Regions from separate parts of the Homo sapiens genome. Here region 2 is linked to region 1. Evidence: chromatin loops called from intact Hi-C (ENCODE). Cell type or tissue: OCI-LY7. All regions are shown on one strand. Each heading gives the region's core, and the rest is flanking DNA. Links, peaks and the distances in the headings are about the cores only.

What was found. Peaks named below come from ENCODE experiments on the same cell type or tissue, not always from the same donor. Only the 100,000 strongest peaks of a DNase experiment are listed, where the experiment ranks them.
Region 2: a loop joins it to region 1, with 2.5 times the contacts of the local background. A loop is called at or near these places in 2 of 110 quality-filtered maps.

What each region holds. Positions count from the first base shown.
Region 1 is chr15:69,973,883-69,983,456 of GRCh38, reverse strand. It overlaps LOC101929129 (a long non-coding RNA gene), which reads left to right. Exons shown (of 5, transcript XR_001751593.2): 3 at 7,630-7,707; 4 at 9,269-9,574. Among named protein-coding and RNA genes, the nearest start is that of MIR629, 100 kb to the left of the region's middle. RefSeq lists enhancers at 3,143-3,202, 4,033-4,092. In OCI-LY7, for the core only: CTCF peaks have their summits at 2,946, 3,839 and 4,045; DNase peaks (open chromatin) are centred at 1,976, 2,906, 3,476 and 4,006; H3K4me3 peaks cover 2,612 bases; H3K27ac peaks cover 2,960 bases.
Region 2 is chr15:70,455,844-70,465,417 of GRCh38, reverse strand. No RefSeq gene overlaps it. Among named protein-coding and RNA genes, the nearest start is that of LINC02205, 45 kb to the left of the region's middle. RefSeq lists enhancers at 2,486-2,565, 4,607-5,106, 5,280-5,349. In OCI-LY7, for the core only: CTCF peaks have their summits at 4,838 and 5,042 (motif pointing right); a DNase peak (open chromatin) is centred at 5,047.

The DNA of each region.
Region 1 (9,574 bases), core at 1,752-6,751:
GGTTTTTCTTGAAGTCTCTACTCTGTGGAGCCAGACCCTGCCTTTTGTTCCTGGACCTAAACTGGGGGTCCCAGAGCTCTGCTAGGCAAGGGCAGGCAGCTTGTCTGGTCATCACTTTCCTGGTAAGCAACTAGAAGAGCTTGCTTTCCCTCTCCTGTTTACCTCCTTCAATTATCCTTGGGTCACTTTAACCCAAAGGAGTGACTCTAGGGGTAAGCATTTCAGGTTGGGCTTGTGCAGCCGTTCCTGGTCCCCAAACCCCATCTCCTGTCCCACTCTCAACCAAACACTTGGGCAGCTTTTCGTTATTTCAGACTTAGTATTTGTCTTTCCCAAGTGGAGCTGAGTGGTATTTGAAATGGAACCAGTGTCTTGCCTTGACTGCAACGGTGGAGTGGGGATGATATGAGAGTCTCCCTCCTAGGGGTGCTCCAAGGTTTAGAGGAGCTGGTGCTCACTGTAAGCTCTTGAGAAATCCGACTTCTACTGTATTCCTATAGCTGTCAACTGACCTGTCTCCCTGCTTCCTCGCTTTCAAAGGAGGCTGGCTCACATAAATTCGTCTTTTGTCCCTGGTGTTTGGCTCAGGCTGTCCCACCCTGCCTCTGCTCCTCAGAGTTGACTCCAGCCTGACACACCTCTCCAGAGTCTTAGCTGCCTCCAGCCCTCTCCCTCCCATCTGTGGGGTCACCCCAACACCTAGGAGGGGAAGTGCCCTGCTCATTCCCAGAGGGGCTCCTGTGAGCATAGCCCTGAGCAGGCTTTGACCCCTCCATGGAAAGGAAGGGGCTGACTACCTGCTGGGAATTCTATTTCAGGCTCGACCCCAGGGCTGGTCCTCGGAAAGTTTGCTCTCCTTGAAGTCTCTTCCCAATTCAGGGAAGGAAGACTTGGAAGTTATGCTTCTCTCAGACAAGTACATTTGTTAAGAAAGATATGGATGAGGAAAGGGTCATTGTTCTTTGAAAACAGGAATAAGTGAGGCAGGCTCTCAGCAGCCACATCTGTGCCAGACCTAGAGGGGGGAAATGCCACTCTGGAAAATGCAGAGCCCTGCTGGTCTGAGTGCCGTGGCTCTGGGGTAGCGAGGACTCCTCCCTGGCAAGCACCTCCTCCCTGGGGAGCACCTCCTCCCTGGTGAGCACCCCCTCCCTGGTGAGCAACCCCTCCCTGGTTAGCACCTCCTCCCTGGGGAGCACCTCCTCCATGGTGAGCACCCCCTCCCTGGTGAGCACCCTCTCCCTGGTGATCACCTCCTCCCTGGGGAGCACCTCCTCCCTGGAGAGCACCTCCTCCCTTGCAAACACCTCCTTCCCTCCAGGCCAGGTTCCTTCCCCATAAAATGAGAGCTAGCACCAGATCATTGCTTCTTAACCCAAAGAAGACTGCAGACCCCTAAAATGCCTGTGATCTTTACTGGAGACACAGGGTAAAGGAAAAGGAGAGGGTTTCTGGCAGGCCTGGGTTCAGGGAGCAGCCAGGAGCAACCATTTTGGGGCCAGAATGTGAGGGAGGCACAGCAGGGCAAAGGGGCCTGTGGGCAGGTGGGCAGGATGGGCCAGTGGCCCAGACACCTGCAGAGGCCATCCAGTTCTAGATTTTATGACTTTATCTTTCAATCCATTTAATGTTTGCTTTTATTATTATCAATAACACGAATAAGAGCTATGATATATTAAACACTTAATAGGTGCCAAGCAGAATGTTAAGCACATTGTACCCGCTGCCTCATTTTACTATCATGCCTTCTCCATGAAGGCATGATTCATATTTCTATTTTATAGCTGAGTAGATAGGTTAGGTAATTTACCCAGCATCAACCCTGACTAGTAGTCCCAACAAAGCTGGGAATCAAACCCAGGACTTACCTAGGGCCAAAGTATTTTACCTGGTGGGATTTCTATGAGCCAGGCCTGGGCTGGGCAGCCTGGAACACAGAGAAAAGGGAACACTCCCCTACAGCTGTGGAGGCTGAAACTCAAGACCTGTTCTAAATGTCACAATGAGGTAGCAATAGAGGACTATGGGAGTTTCAAGGGCTTGGGGACAATTCAGAGGCTTCCTGGAGGAGAGGGCATTTAAGCTGGGCCCTAAGGGAGAAGAATTTCAAGGGTGGAGGGAAATTCTAGGCAAAGGCACAGCTTTTGTGGAAAGCTAGTAGGTGTGAAGGTTGCAGAGCATGGGCATGGTTTGACCACATGTGGTTTACTCTTTTTTTATTTTTATTTTTTAATAGAGACTGGGTCTCGCCCTGTTGCCCAGGCTGGTCTTGAACTTCATATATGTGGCTCATGGCATATTTTGGTTGGAACATCGTGTGCAGAGGATACCAATGGGAAACAGCCTGGAAAGTTAGACTGAGGCCATAGCGATGGCAGCCTTGAATGCCAGGATAAGGAGCTAGGCAAAAGACAATGGGAAGGGGACAGGAGACTAGAGAATTTACTACTCAATTCTGTGCTGTAGAAGAAGTGAAAAAACAGATACCGACAGCCCTAAACCTCAGGGAGTACAAACACAGCTGAGAAAACTTTAGAGAAAACCTAAACATATCGTGAAGTTGCTTGTGTGTGTGTATGTGTGTGTGTGAATGACTCCATCTGAGAGATTTGAGCAAAGTCCATGAGATGGCTGGGAAGGTAAATGACCAATTCCTTTCTAACTTCAGATTTCCTGTTTGCAAAACCTCACCAACATATCTAGAAAACCTAGAAAACATTAGGCTTCTCAGCCTGCACAGAGCAGCTTACAATGTTTATTCATGAATGAAGAGTTGGGTGCCCTGTTGTTCCTGGGTGGAGGGGAGACAGTTCATCTCCAAATGGCTCAGCCTTGGGCTCCACTGACTACACATTCTCTTTGTTTGTAGTAACAGCCATGCACTCTGTGCATATGCATGGTATCACCTGCAGATGTCCCAGTTCCTGACGTCACCCTGGCTGCAGAGCCAGCCTCAGGCCGAGCTGTGCAACCAGGGCAGAGGGAGGAAGGGGCGCTGCTGACCTGGACAGGGCTGAGTTCCAGTCCGCTTCCGTCACCACACTCCCACTGTTGGCCTTGGACAAGCCCCCATCTCTCTGCAGCAGCCCCTTCATTCCTACCTCCTTGAGGGGCCTAAACTGGATCATCACTTCTGGAAATAGCCATTCTTGTCCCACCTTTGAAGGTGTCATTTCTCAGCACCCCAGACTATTAGTCAGGGAATGTTTTCTTTGAATTGACTCACTTTTAAAATACACCATTTATGTCAACTTACCATTTCTGTACATGATGCACCATTTGCTATAAAGGGACATTGAAGTTAAAACCCATGAAAATAGTAAATGTTCACTCTTGTACCACCTAAAGTCAGGGTACATGCCTGCCATTGCATGAGTGCACACCCCCAGGGGAAACCTGCGTCCTGGAGCCAGGCGGCTTCTCAAGTATGACTGTGCGCCGGAAACACCTGGAGACCTTGCAAAAATGCAAATTCAAATTCAGTAGGTCTGGGTGGGGTCTGAGATTCTCTGTTTCTGACAAGGTCCCAGGAGATGCCGATGCTGCTGGTCCACAGACCCTACTTGGTGTAACAAGGTCACATGGGTTGTCCAGCTCCCTATCGTGGGGGCAGGGCAAGAATGTCAACAGAAACACAGCACCAAGTCCTTCTGAGAACACGGGACGTGAAACACAAAGACCATGTCTAAAGATTCAAGCAAAGGCTTCATATCAGAGGAAAACTCAGAGAGCTATTTCACCTTTTCTCCCAAATATACATTTACTTTATATTTACTTTATGCACTTAGAACTTTCGGCATCTCTGTTTACTGCTTCACATACCTCCCCACCTCTTCCCTAATGCAAAGACCTGAATCTGGAAAGCCACATCTGTTGGGAGCTTCGTCAGAAATCATGCTGGCCATGCTTGCAGGCTGGGTCCAGCTCTTGCTGGGAGGTGGAGGCCAGGGCTCTGCATAATGGCATCTTCGGGGCTTTCCCTTCTCTGACCTCCTGCCATGCTCAGACAGAACGACACGCCATCTGCTGACTCACCGTGGCTTCATGCATTCATGTCCTGTTTTCCCAGGTGGTCACAGCTCTAGGAGGAGACAGTAAGGGGTGACTGGAAGGGGAGGGGAGTGAGATTGCCCCTCTGGGACCCACACACACTGAGGACATGATGGGCTCTTGATAAAATGTCACATGAGCCCAGGACAGTTAGAGAGGTTGGCTTTATAAGTGGTACATTATTTATGATGGCTTGAATGGGTCACCCTTATGCCCATTTTCTGGAGGGAAAAACTGGCTCCAGATAATGCAAAGTCATGCCCCTATGGCGTCAGTTGCAGGGCTCAGAAGTCCTCTCTTCCAACCCAGTTGCTGGCAGGTCATGACCACAGGCCACCCAGCCATTCCTAGCCTCCCTGGTAGAATTCAAGGCTGCCTGTATTGTGCATCTGCTGTGTCCATGGCACTCAGGGAGGATAGTAAAGGCAGGGCCAGAGGGGAATGAGGGGGACTTGCTGGGGAGCATGATGGTCACGTGCTAAGCAGAGGCCTGACCTGAGACCTCAGGGTGGCATTCCTTTGGGTACTACAAGGGCTGGAAAAGGCCTCTCCCCTGCTTCAAGCCCAGCCCAGCAGGTAGGTGGCCGAGCCAGGCCCACATGCTGATCTCTGCTCTCTGACTGGTGCAGTTTCCTTTGTGTTAGATCATCAATTCCTCAGCCTTCTGTGGCTTCTGTGATTTCCAAAGAGCTTGCCCTGATGCTGAAGCCGGCCTGGACTGGGCATCAAGAGGGTTTCAGCCTGATAGCCAATGGCCGGCCGCATGACAGCGAGAAATTGGCTTCTCTCTCTGGGCCGTGGTGATCTTCAAAGTTTCTTACAGCACTAGAATTCTGCTCTTTCTTTGCATTACAAATGGAATACATACTTGTGAACATTTTCAACAATATAGAAATGTAGAAAGTAAATATAAACAAACAAAAAATGAAGTCATCATCTTCTTATTGCTGCTAGAGGAAGCCATTGTGAATAGTTTGATGTGTTTCCTTCCAAATGATTTTTTCTCTACGTATAAACATAAATAAGCATATGTAGGTTTATTGATCATCTTAAAATTTATTTTTTTCACTTAAAATACTTTCCTGTGATCTTCCTGTGCCATCATATATAAATCTACTTTATTATTTTGAAGTAATATATCTTGGACATTTTTGCATCAGTAGATCCTTTTCAATGATAAATAGCATTTTGTATCATGGATATGCATAATTTCTTTGGGCCTTTATATTATTTCCATTTTTTTTGCTATTATAAACAATGCTGAAATAAACATCTTTTTACATGCATTCTTACTCACATGTGAATATGTTTCTTTAACATGAATTCCTGGAAGTAGAACTGCCAGATAAAAGAACACACACATCCAAAATTTTGAAAGATGCTGTCAAAATCACCCTCCCAAAATACCAGTTGTCTTTCCTCTCTACAGCTCGGGGAGCAACATGTTTGCATTCACCTTGATTGAGCCTGGATTAGGTGCATGTAATGTTCCTATTGCATATGAGACAACAGAAGCTTAGAGAGAACAAGGGAGTGTCTCGAGGTGCTACAGAAGTGGGGGCAGAGCTAGAATCAAAGCTCTGTGCCCCATACCCAAGTCTAGATGCTCTGCAGCTCTGACATGATGAGGTATAGTGGAAAGAGCTCTGACTTTGAGGTCCAAATGCTTGAGTTTGAAATCTTGCCATGCAACTTGCCATCTCTGTGACTTTGACCAAGATACTTAATCTCCCCAACCTCAGCTCCTTTCTCCATAAAACAGAGACAACAAACACTGTCAAAAAGGGATGTTGTGAGTGTTAAAGGAGAATTTATGTAAGGTTCTGGCTCCTAGGAGATGCTCTCTAAAATATTCTCTTTTCTGAGGAGTTGGGGACCTGGGAATTCTACTGTACTCTGGAGCTCTTCTGCCTTCACCCAGGAAGGTAACTAGGGGTTTATTGCCCAGCCGTGCACAACTCAAAAAATTATTACTGAAGATTGTCAAAAAGGCTTACAATTCAGGAGGGTTTTTGTTCATTTAGAAGCAAAAAAATTAGTTTTGTGGTTCAGCAAGATCTCGAATTGTGCCTCTGAATGTTGTGAAGGAGGGTTCGAAGAGACTTTCAACTGCTCCTGATACAATTATGAAAGTGGTTTTGGCAGAAGCCAAGTGGACTCTTAGTTTAAAACAGCTCTAGGGGTAAAGTCATTTCTCTGCAGGTTCAACAGAGGGTCATCCCATTATTTGCAGTGTTATAGTGCTTTGGGGATGCAGGAGATTTGGAGAAGTGGTAAATTGTTATAAAAAATGGCTACAATCATTCTCCTACCTGTGCCCAGTGCCTCCAACACTGGCTCTAGGCTTATCCATGCAATTTCCTTTGGACAACAGAACATTAGAAAATGTGATGTAGACTTATCAGAAGAACCTGAGTATTGGAGCTTGCCTTCTATTGCAGGCTTGGAACCCTGTGTCCACCATTCAAATTAGCTTGAGCTAATGTGATGGAAAGACTGCATAAAGGATAACTGAGGTGCCCCAATCAACAGATTATCAATTACCAGACATATGAGTGAGGCCATCCTAGATCACCCAGCCCCAGCCAAACCACCAGCTGACTACAGATCAGAAGGATTTGCCCAGACCAAAATGGTCCAGGTGACCCATATAATTATAAGAATTGATAATTTTAAAAAACTTTAAGCCACTATGTTTTGGGGTGGTTTGTTATATAGGCAAAGCTAAATTGTAAAGATATTTATTGAATGAATGCCTCGATGAACCAACGAGTACCTCACATCAGGAGAATTAGCCTTGCCCCAGCTCATAAAGAACGGTTCAGAACCATGGACAGAGGCACAGGATGCGACAGTATTTGAGTCAAGCTACGGATATGACAGGCCCTGGGGTAAGAATGAAAACAGTAGCTCGGGGTACAGGATAAGACAGATGTGTAAAGGAAGATGCCCCTGATATGGTGCTAGTGAGTCTTGCCAGGCACCTATTAACTCAGGAAGCCCTCAGTCCCAGACAGACAGGACGGCTGGCCACCCTATGAGGAAGACGAAATGCTACACTCCTGTTCCAGAGCCTGATCCCTAGCTGTTTCTCCTACATACTATGTGATGACAGGCATTGTGAAGGAGCATGCAGAGGGGTGGTTCCATGCCCACCAGACAAACCAGGACGGTTGGCTGGTCACCTGATTCCCCAAGTTTATGCAACTAGAGGGAAGTAGGTAGAGGGCATGGGGAGGCAGGGGGCTCAGTTGCTGGCTGCCTGGCCAAGATTCACTGGGAAATGATTTTGGCTCAGTTTTCTAACTACCTCTCCTCCAATTCCTGCACACAACCTGGCTTTCCCTTATTTCCCTGGAGAAAGTCAGGCTTTGTGTCAAGGGAATCTGGAGCTCATAATTTCATAACAATAATGTCTTGGTTTTAGACAGTATTTAGACTGTGATAGGTCCTTTTATGCCTACATAGTATATAACTGGGCTTGATCTTCATAACCCTTTTTGAGAAAAGCAGAGAATCCAGGTGCATTCTCACTGTCCAGGGTACCCACTAGCATCTTCTTCCTTTTTGTCTTCTAAGATAGGGGAAGGCAGCCCAAACAGCACCCAGACCAAGAGCCTGGATCAGGGATCCTGCTGCCTGAGACTTTCTAACTAGGTAAGTTCTCTTATGGTTCAACATTCGGGAACATGAAATGGACTCTCTCACCCTTATGTTCAAACGAGACAACTGGACTCCAGTCGCTGAACCCCTATAAGCTCTGAATTTCCAGGAGTCTCTGAAGGCTGGGGAGACCTGGGTCTTTTTTTGTTATATGGAGCCTATTCAAGGGGCCTCTTGGACCACTGCCTGCTTTCCTGGTATTTGTGCTGGTGGGGCTCCTCAAAGTGAGTGGCAGGGGTGATCATCCCTATTTGCTATACATTAAGGACAGCCTGGGTATGCAGGAAGGCACTCAGAAGGGGCTGCCCAGATGATTCACAGGCTCATGTTATCCACCCATGGACAGGGCAGGGGCATCAGGGCCCCAGGGCTGACTGCATCCTAGGCCTTGGATGCCTCCAGGACTCTCTCCCCATCTCTCTTCTGCTTTTCTCTGCATGCCAACTTTGATCTCTCAGGCCACCTTTCTCCATGAGGCTGGAGTCACAGCTCCTCAGCTTCACTCCTAGAAAGGAAGGGGCTATTTCATTTTGAGAGAAATCTCAGGGAAGGCCTCTTATTGGCCTGGCTGGGGCCACATGCCTGCTCCTGTAGTCAGGCAGGTAGGGATGCTGTGGTGGGAAGCTTCATTCAGAGCCGCCTGGTTGGAGCTGGAGGAAGAACAGTTCCCAGAAGGTGGGGAGTCATTGTCAGAAGGTGAGATGGAGAGCAGATAAAGCAAGTGACACTCACTGCAAACTTATCATTCCCACCTTTTGGGGTGAGGAACAAATGCAGGGGCCTCAAGCCTTCACCACATGGTCTGAGGTTTGATGACCAGGAAGCTGGGATTTGAGCCTGGACAATTCAACTGTGAAGCCTGTGGTCTTTCCAATATCACTTCTTGATGATGTTCCATTCCCATACAGCAGCAATGGGGTGAACAACTGATTCCTTTGGGACCAGACATAGCCCTGGGCAGCTGTGGGATAAATATCTGGGTCTCAGGGCTATCTTTGTAAGGCAGTAGTATTCTCCTGGGAGAGTCCCGGGCTGGGGATCAGCAGACCTGGTGCATTTATCTTAATTCTCCACTGCTTTCCTGTGTGACCTTGAGAAAGTCACTTTCCTTCTCTGGGTTTTAGCATTTATCTGCCAAATGGCGATGATCATCCCTGAGTCCCTCCCATAGGCATTGAGTGGAACTAATGAGATAATTCCGTGAATGAGCTTTCGAAAGCTGAAAAGCCCACACAGATGTGAGGATTATTCTTATGATCCTGGGCCCCATAGGATTAGCTTAAATGTATGGCAACAGGAGGGATGGGGGCTAACAGAAACGTGCAGATGTCTAGCAGCCTTGCTCAAATAATGCAATACAACCTGCTTTGCAGGGTGGCCTCCTGATTTATTTATTTATGTCAGACAGCTCATGCTGGGCTTCCTGAATCTTCTTTGGACAGCCTTTCACCTCTGTCCCTGCTGCCCTGGGTCGGGGGGTCATGGGTTCCTTTTCTGATAGCGTGTAAAGCTGGCCACATGGTTCTGGTTTTCTCTTCTTTTCTTTCTCCTGCAGGCCAAGAAATGAGGACACTGAACTACTTCTTCTTGAGATGACGGAATCTTGCAAGTTTATTTATTGTTTCCTGGGGGAGGAGACACAGTCTGTTGGAACTGGAAGTGATGAGAGATTGCCATCCAATTCCATAGGAGGCCAATGAGAGGTTACATGAAGGGAGGACTCTACTGGTAGACAGTCCTAGAAACCCCAGGCTAAAGTGAAACTCAGTAATTTTGTTTTTAAACTGCAGGTCCTCTCAGCGCATTCAATATTTTGCTTGTTATCAATAAGGGGATGTAGCAGCCACATTTCCCAATTTTT
Region 2 (9,574 bases), core at 2,143-7,142, 480 kb before region 1:
CTGAAGGAATGGGAAGCAGGTTTGGGCAGGAGCATTAGGAGCACAGTGGTGAGCAGAGGGTCACAAGTACACCTTACCAGCACCCTGATATGCATGGAGGAAAGCTAATCACACTCTGTACCTTACCTTCTACTCTGTCTTGTGTATACCCAACCTTAGTCTTCAGAACTGCCCTGGAAGCTGGGTCTGATCATCTGCATTTCACAGCTGGAAAAATGGATACTCAGGGAGCTGGGAAGCTCCCCTTAGGTTCCAGACACCTGGCCCACTTTGTGTCTAGATGTGGGCTTGCCACGGAAGGATGCTTCACCAGAAGTGGCTTCTGCCACTTTGGTCTTGAGTGATACAATGCTCAGCTACCACCATTTACAGGTGGGTGCTAGTCATGCATCTGCTCTGGTGTTGGGCAGTGGGGTTTTATGTTTATCTGTGGTCAGGGGTCCTTTCACCACCCACTGACTTTGCCCTTCACCACCCACTGGCCTTGCTGAGCTGTCTCCCTGAGTGTTTTCGGCATAATCATTGGCTGGTCTTCATGGATGGGCAACCTCTGGAAATGGCTTTCTTCCAGAGCCATTGCCCTGGGACTACTGAGAAGTCCCAAGGCCCTTCTAGAGTGCCTTACCCCCATGACTTTATCAAGATGACTCTCTCCCTTCTTTGGGGACTGCCATAGTCTCTGGCAGCTGCCTTTGCAGGGGCCTTGCTCTGGGGCTCAAGGACTCCAGAGCTTCTCTTCTTAACTTGACCCTTAAGGACTAAAATCTTTGAATGGGGAGTAGTGGTATCAGATGGACCCGGATATGAATACCAGTGTTGCCATTTCTCTTTTGTTTGGCTGGTTTTTGGATAGGATCTCGCTCTGTCACCTAGGTTGGAGTGCAGTGGCAAGATCATGGCTCACTGCAGCCTCCACCTCTCGGGCTCGAGGGATCCTCCCACCCCAGCCTCTGGTGCAGCTGGGACCACAGGCGTGCACCACCATGCCTGGCTAATTGTGTTGCGGTTTTCTAGCTGTGTGACCTTACATAGGTCACTAGCCCTGTCTGATTTCCTCAGCTGTAAAAGAGGGTAATGATAAAAAAAAAATCACAATTAACACTACTATTTTATTCTCAATGTGTCAGGCATTATTCCAAGTACTTTATATAAATGACCTCATTCAATCGTTGTAATTACCGTATGAAATAATTATTATTGTTTAGTTCCTATGTGATAGATGTGTAAACTGCGACCACGCAGATAGTTAGCAGCAGAGCAGGGATCTAGGAAGGGCTGTCTCTGCAGCTGCCTTTCACGTTTATGTTATGCTGTGTCTTAATGATGCACACGCAGAGTCTAAAAAATCATGGATGTGTCACTGCATAAGGAAAAAAAATGATGATGCTTGTGTGTGCCCAGCTTTGAGCTTGGCACATAATAGATGCTCATGAAATCTTGTTTGCCTTATCCTCTCTTGGTCTTTTTCCTTCTACTCTCCTATGTGAGCACACACTGTGGTCACAGCAGAACAAAGTGGGGCTGTGACAAGGAGCTGGCAACCATGTCTGAGGAAGGCTGGTGGGTAGCATGGGCAGGTGTCTCTCATTCTGTCCTCTCCCTCTGCATCCAGAAGAGCTACACCCCAGCTCATGAGTAGGTGTGGGTCTAGTCTCCCCTGGAGCTGACAGGTAACTCTAACTGTTTCCCAAGGCAAGAGAGTAGGAGGGTGTAGCAATTGCTCGTTAGAGCCAGCCAATGAGCCTAGGGGGTCACAGGGTTCCTCCCACCTACTCTGGGGAGGTTGTCTGCCTATATTTGTGTTCATTTCCTGATAGAAACACTGGGGTCAGAGGCTTATCTGGCCTGGCTTCTGGGCCAATGGGGAGCTGATAAGGAACAGACCCATCCATTGGGATCTACTGGGTGGATTCCTATTGTCTTACACACCATACAGATAACCAAGGTCTCAGGTAGAAGTTGTACTTTCCTGACCTCCTTCTCATGGTTTCTCAAGTCCTCAACCAGCTCAACCCCAAGGGGCAGCCAGTTACAGTTCCCCACAGACAGAGTAAACCCTGCTGGACCTCTGGGGAAGTTTCAAGAACCAGTTTGACCGCAAAACCAAGAAGCAGGTCTGTTGGGGCCTCTCTGGATGAAGTGGTCATGGGTGGCTGTCAGATGAGGATCTGAATTAGTCACGAGAGGAACAGGAGCCAGGCTAGGGGTGGAAACAAGGCCAGCTCCCCTCTGCTCCAGGGCTTAGGATCAGCTGGGGTGGAAGCAGAGGCTGTGTTGCAATTTCACTGCAAATCAACTGGGTCATCTCTTGTGGGTGACACCATGCAGGCCTTCCAACCCTTGTGTGTGTGTGTGTGTGTGTGTGTGTGTGTGTGTGTTTTGTAGATGGGGAGATGGTATCTCCCAACTGCCTTTAGCATCTGGCTGTGAGATGAGGCTGGGGGAAGATGGAACGATATGCATTCCTGGCAGAGCCAGTGCCTCCGGAGGCATGGGGTGGAGGGGACAGGGTGGAGTCCATGTTTGAACAAGTTGAGAGCAATTGCTGGAAGAACCCTGGGCAGAAGTCCCCTCTGCAGATCAGACTTGGCCTCTACATTTGTTCTCAGGGAAGTGAAACACGTACCATCTCCCCAGTTTGGACTGTTGCAGGCTGTGACACACAGTAGCCAATTCATTGACTTGGGGCTGTCCCCTCCCACCTGGGATATTCAGTGCCCTGAAAGGCAATGAGGTGTGGTGGGAAGAACGTTGACTTTGGAATCTGACCGACTTGAAATTAAATCTCAGTTCTGCCCTGAAGCACTGGGTAACCTTGAGTAAGTCACTTAACCTCTCCGGACCCCATTTTCCTCATCTCTGAAATGGAGATAGTAACAGCTTCTGGGCAGGGTGGTTAGGAGAAGTAACAATGATAATGTGGGTGAAGGAAAATCATAGGGCAGGAACTCAATAGAAGTTAGGCACTTTTCTCCTTCCTCTTAGAATACACCCTGTCCTTCAGCCACTGCTAGGCTTGTCTTTACCATCTTGGTGGCTGCTGAAAAGCCTCATTGACTGGCTGTGCCCACCTACAGCAGTGGCCAGCAAGCATTTTCTGTAAAGGGCCAGAGGATAAATATTATAGGCTTTGCAGGCCATGTGGTCTCTGCCACAACTACTCATCTCCACTCTTGTTGCTCAAAAACAGCCATAGATGATACCAAATGAATGAGTGTGGCTCTGTTCCAATAAAACTTTATTTATAAAAATAGGCAGTGGGCCAGATTTGGCCCTCAGGCTATAGTTGCCAATGCCTGGCCTCGAGTTTCAAGTCCAAAGCCTCTGCTTTTCTCTCAAGGGACTTCCCTAGCCTGGTCTTACCTTCTTCATCCAATCCAGTTTCTAATTACTCCCCTGAGTGTTCCCCAGTATGACCCAACAGGACTCCCTTTTGGCTCAGGAAGTGTTTAGCTTCCACACCTTTGCCCATGCTTTCCTCCCTGCTTAGAACACCATCCCATTTCCTCTTCACTCTCTTCACCCTTCTAAATTCCATCCCCAGGGAACCTCCTGGGTGCCCTGTAAAATACAAGGCTCAGACCAAGGTCTCTTGATTCATCATTGGACAAGCCCATCCTTCAAGGCTGTGCTCTGGCCAGCTGTCCACAGTGATTTCTCCCTTTGAGGACTCCATGGCCCCTGCTGTTGATGCCAGGGTGGCCCTCCCATGGATCCCTGGGTTGAATTTGTGCCTCAGTCTCAATGAGGAACCCTGGAGGCTCAGTCTTCAACTTTTCTTTTCTTTTTCTTTTTCTTTTTTTGAGATGGAGTCTCTGTCACCCAGGCTGGAGTACAATGGCACAATCTTGGCTCACTGCAGCCTCCACCTCCCAGGTTCAAGCAATTCTCCTGCCTTAGCCTCTGGAGCAGCTGGGATTACAGGCACATGCCACCATGCCCAGATAATTTTTGTATTTTTAGTAGAGATGTGTTTTCACCATGTTGGCCAGGCTGGTCTCGAACTCCTGACCTCAAATGATCCACCTGCCTTGGCCTCCCAAAGTGCTGGGATTACAGGAGGGAGTCACCACACCCAAGCCAGTCCTCAACTTTTCTGTTAATACATGCAACTCACAACAACCTGCACTTTCATCCTGCCTGGAATCTTTCAGTTTTCCTGCATATGTGGGTCTGGAAAGTCTCAGGCATTATCTCTCCGAATATGGCCTCTTTCCCACTGTCTTTTTACTTTTTTGAGGGAGCACAGATTAATCATAGCTTAACCATTCTCATATTTTCCTTGTCTTTTAACCTGTCTCTCAAATTTTCCATTCTTTGGCTTCCCTGATGCATTTGTGGTAATTTCTTCAAATCTCTCTTCTCATTCATTAATTCTTTCTTTATCTGTGTGTCAAGCACATCCATTTAATTTTTAATTTCAAAGATTTCTTTTTTTCTTTTCCAGAAGTTCTACTTGATCCTTTTATAAACATCTGCCTGTACATTTTGTTGTCCCTTATTCCTCGATCCTTTGTTTCTATTCCATCATTTACTTTTTTAATACCTTGTTATTTTATAACCTATCTGATTATTGTATTATTTGAAGTCTTTGACGATCTAAATCAGTGTTTTTCAGCTGGGGGCAGTTTTTTCCTCTAGGGGACATTTGGCAATGTCTAGAGACAGTTTTGGTGGCATTGACTGGAGGTGGCAGTGGAGATGCTACTGGCATCTTGTGGGTAGAAACCAGGGCTGCTGCTAAGCATCCCCACAGTAAAGGATTTTGGTCCGAAATGTTTATAGCATTTACATTAAGACATCCTGGTTTCAATCTGTTGCTTGTTGGCTCTGCATCTGCACTCTTGCTAATGGTGACTCATTGCTTGGTCTTGAACTCCTGACCTCGTGATCCGCCCGCCTCGGCCTCCCAAAGTGCTGGGATTACAGGCGTGAGCCACCGCACCGGCCTTTTGAGTGTTTTGTTTGTTTGTTCTCTTTGATAAATCAGACAAAACACTTCTCTACAGAGGAGATTTGCGTTTGCTCCTGCCAGCCACCAGGGGGCACCACCAACCCAGGCCGCCACCCACGTGGGTAGCGTCAACTCAAACCCCCCTCTCGTGTGAAATATTTTGCGAAATTTTGCAAAATTTTGCGCATTAAATCCTGATGCCCTAGAGCTGACTTTCACATGCTGACTTTGAATTTCCCCACATCGACGCACAAATGAAGATCGGAGACTGCACGTGGTCACTGGCCACGGCTGGTCGGCCGGGAGCCAGGGTTTCAGTGGAGCTTGAGGTTAGTCCATCCTGCACCACGTGTGTCTGCATGTGACCATGTCATAGTGTGCTTCCTGCATCAGGTCCTGGAAGTGAGACAAAAACAGAAAGAGGCCAAATGCTGGTGATCGGAACTTTCCTCAAATCCTCAAACCAGGTCCCCTGTGGAAATAGGCGGATTCCATCCACCCGGCTGGCAGGGAAGTGCAAATGACCTCTGACCTCCTCTTCTCTCCTGGTCTTCTACTCTGGAGTCCAGGAGCGTATGTCAAGCACACACCTTTTCCCATGCTTCTTGTATGTGCAAAACAGACCTCAGGTACCAGGCACTCAGGTGTTTTTAATTCAGGGACTCATCAAGCCAGCCCGGTGGGGCTCTGTAAATCCAGTTAGAATTAGCCAGAGCTGGCTGACAGCAGTGCGTGTACCCATCCCTACAAAAGGCAGTTACCTGGCTACCAAAAGCCACGTTTTGCACTCAGCACACACTGACCCTGGTGTGGTGTCCTTTCCCAAGGCGCCATCTTACCCAGCCCATGCCCTCAATTAGCCTTCCTATTCATGATACAGTTAGTCCAAAGATGGAAATCACTCCACATGACTAAGGCCAGGCCTCTGGGACAGCACCGCTCTGCTCCCTTGACTTGGGTTCATCCACTGTGTGCTCAACTATGACAGGACAGACTGAAATGAAAGAGCATTATGCAATCAGAAATGGCTTTTAAAAGGAAAGGCCTAGTGAGGGGTCTTGCCCTTATCCACAATTCCAAGATCCCAAGAGTTCTCAAAACCAAAAATTTATTTTGTCAATTTGGCACAAACTCACGTGGCAGCAGAACTGGAACTGAACTGACCTGTGACTATTTGTAGTGTTTATATTCAGTAGAAATATTCATGCATTTTGCTGTGGAAATGTTGTGTGTTGATTGCAAGGTGCTTCCCCAGAATGCTAGGAGTATTGTGTAACATACAGATTTTGCACAGTGGCACCTACTAACATCATATTTCTGATTTTCAGCACACATCGGTTCCCAGCGTTCTGGATAAGGGGTTAACCCATGTTATTTACTAACTTTCAGGAAAAGATTCCCTATCCCTGCCACACACATAAGAATACATTTGAATGGGCAGGGCATGGTGGCTCATGCCTGTAATCCCAGCACTTTGGGAGGCCAGGACAGGAGGATTGCGTGCATCCAGGAGGTCAAGGCTGCAGTGAGCCATGATTGCACCACTGCTCTCTAGCCTAGGTAACAGAGTGAGACCCTGTCCTTATGCACTTAAATGTTTGTCAAATGTTTTCAAGTGCATGTTGGATGACAGCAGTGACTGTATGTAGAATGATTCATACCTCATGATCATGGTGAGGTAAATGTACAGGGATTTGAATGGGACCCACTTCTTTAGGTTCCTTCACCCCGTCCCATGATGCTGGACATCTATTAAGCACTAACCGTGTTTAGTGATTCCTTAACAAATCCTTAGCATTAGAGACTGCCGAAAACCTTTTTTGTTTGTTTTTAAAATTACACCAAGAATGCAGGAACACTATTTTATTTTTTTGTTTTTTTTGAGGCTGGGTTCTCCCTCTGTCACCCAGGCAGGGTGCAGTGGTGCAGTCTTGGCTCAATGTAGTCTTGACCTCCTGGGCTCAAGCAATCCTCCCACTTCAGCCTCCTGAATAGTTGAGACTACAGTGGTGGCACAGACCACCACTCCCAGCTAATTTTTCAGTTTTTTGTAGAGATGGGGTCTTGCCAACTTGCCCAGGCTGCTCTCGAACTCCTGGGCCCAAGTGATCCACCTGCTTCAGCCTCCCAGAGTGCTGGGATTACAGGCGTAAACTACTGTGCCCAGCTGGAACACTCTTATTGTATTAAACTGGTGCAAATGTAATTGTGATTGTTGCCATTAAAAGTAATACCGTGGGCTCAACTTTTGCCATTAAAAGTAATACTGTGTGCTCAACTTTTGCCATGAAAAGTAATGGCAAAAACTGCAATTACATGTGCACCGACTTAATAAAAGCAATACTAAAAATATACAATACAATATGAGAAACTTCTGCTTTACCAAACACCCTCACATCCCCCCGTCCCCAAAGTAACCCTATCAATACTTAAGGTACATTTTTCCTGTGCACTCTCTGAATACTTATATAGGTATGTATGTAGCTGTATACACTTAGGTTTTATAATAATATAAATGGGATTGTGCTATGCTATATATTATTCTGCATTTTGCTTTTGTTCACTTATAGGTCCTTTCATATTGGTGTATATAGATCCACTTCATTCTATGGTACAGAAATACCATAGTTTAAATAACTTCTTTTGTATAGGTTTCTAGAAGTCAGATTGCAGTATCAAAGGGCATGCAGTTTTAAATTTTGATAGGCACTGCCAAATTGCCTTTCAATAACCTCCACCAATTGATAGTACATGAAAGTTATTATTTCTCTGAATTCTTGTCAGCATTTGATATTATTAATCTTTTCTAACTTTTGCCCACCTGATAGGTAAAAATAAAATCTTAATGTTTGAGCATGCATTTCCCAGCTTACTTGTGAAGCTGAACATCTTTCTTCATTTGTTTGTTGGACATGCATGTTTCATCATTAATGAGTTGTTTGTTCATAGTCTTTGCACATTTTTCCAGGATACTTATTATCCTCTTATTGATATTTTAGGAGCTCTTTATATATGTTCTTTTAATTTATTGTCTTTTTAATTGAGATGTACTTTTCACACAGCAAAATATGCAGGTCTCAAGTGTGGAGTTTGAAGAATTCTGACAAAGATATAACTTGTGTAATCATTGCCCACATCAAGACATAAAACATCTCCATTGCTCCTGAAAGTTCCCTTGGCTCCTTTCCAGTCAATACCCAAGGGCAACCATTGTTCTAATTTCTATCACTAGTGATTACATTTGTTTCTTTCTGTACCTCATATAATGCAGTCATACAGGTAAATTCTTTCATGAATTCTGTAAGAAAGAAGAGGCAACCACAGTATGTATTTATGTATGTACTCACATGAATAACACACACGTAAAGGAATACAGGAAGAATAAACTGGAAACTAATGGAGGAGGATGGGAGGGAATTAGCATGGGAATGAAATGTCTCCAAATAGGATTTTAAATATAGTTTTGTGTTTTGAATCATTTGTACATAATTTGTACATGATTTACATGTTCAAAAAATTAAATCAAATTTAAAAAATAGGAAAAAGAAACCCTCCCCAAATTGTGCACGAAGAGAAACAAATAAACCTAATTGTAAATTAGAGAGCTTAACCACAGAGCAAAACAAACAAAAACACCAACACACACACACACACACACACACACACACACACACACGACCAAAAACCTATTCAAATAATTTTGAAAAAAATACCCTAACTATACATCTGTGGTGGGATATATTTTAAGGACAAATAAAACTACAATGATGTCTTAAGCTTTACCTAGTAGGTTTATGATAAATAGTAATGATATGGTAATTTTGAAGGAAGTTTATGTATATTAAAAAAATAAACTAGTAAATAAGAATATATTAGGAAACAAGATTCTCTATGTAAAAGAGACTCAAGTATTACAGTTTTAAGAAAATGAATAAAAACCCACCCGGATGTTAAATTTGAACAGATTCTATAATTATGAGCTCATTTTATTTTTCCTAACTCTGTCCACTGAAAAAGCCTTGACGCAATAACAGCCCAGGAGCAGAGAGACCAGCTAGTACCCAGATCTTGATTTCTAAATGCTGTTACCCACCAGGAGGAACTAAAATTTTCTGCAGAAATGGCTGACTCCAGATCCATGAAAATGAAGCTCCATGTCAAGCCTGGGATGTCTTATGGTCCCAAGAAGGAAGGATATGCTTAAAAACTACTGAGGTCACATGGAAAGGACACGGAAGCTGACTGAGGGATCTGCCTCACTAAGTTTTGGGACTACTGAGCATCAAAAAGAATGACTGTAAGGGGGCCGAGCTTGGTGGCTCATGCCTGTAATTCCAGCACTTTGGGAGGTCAAGATGGGCGGATCACGAGGTCAAGAGATCGAGACCATCCTGGCCAACATGGTGAAACCCCGTCTCTACTAAAAATGCAAAACTTGGCCGGACATGGTGGTGGGCCCTGTGGTCCCAGCTACTTGGGGAGGCTGAGGCAGGAGAATCACTTGAACCTGTGAGAGGGAGTTTGCAGTGAGCTGATATAGCGCCACTGCACTCCAGCCTGGTGACAGAGTGAGACTCCATCTCAAAACAAAACAAAACAAAACAAGAATGACTATAGTTA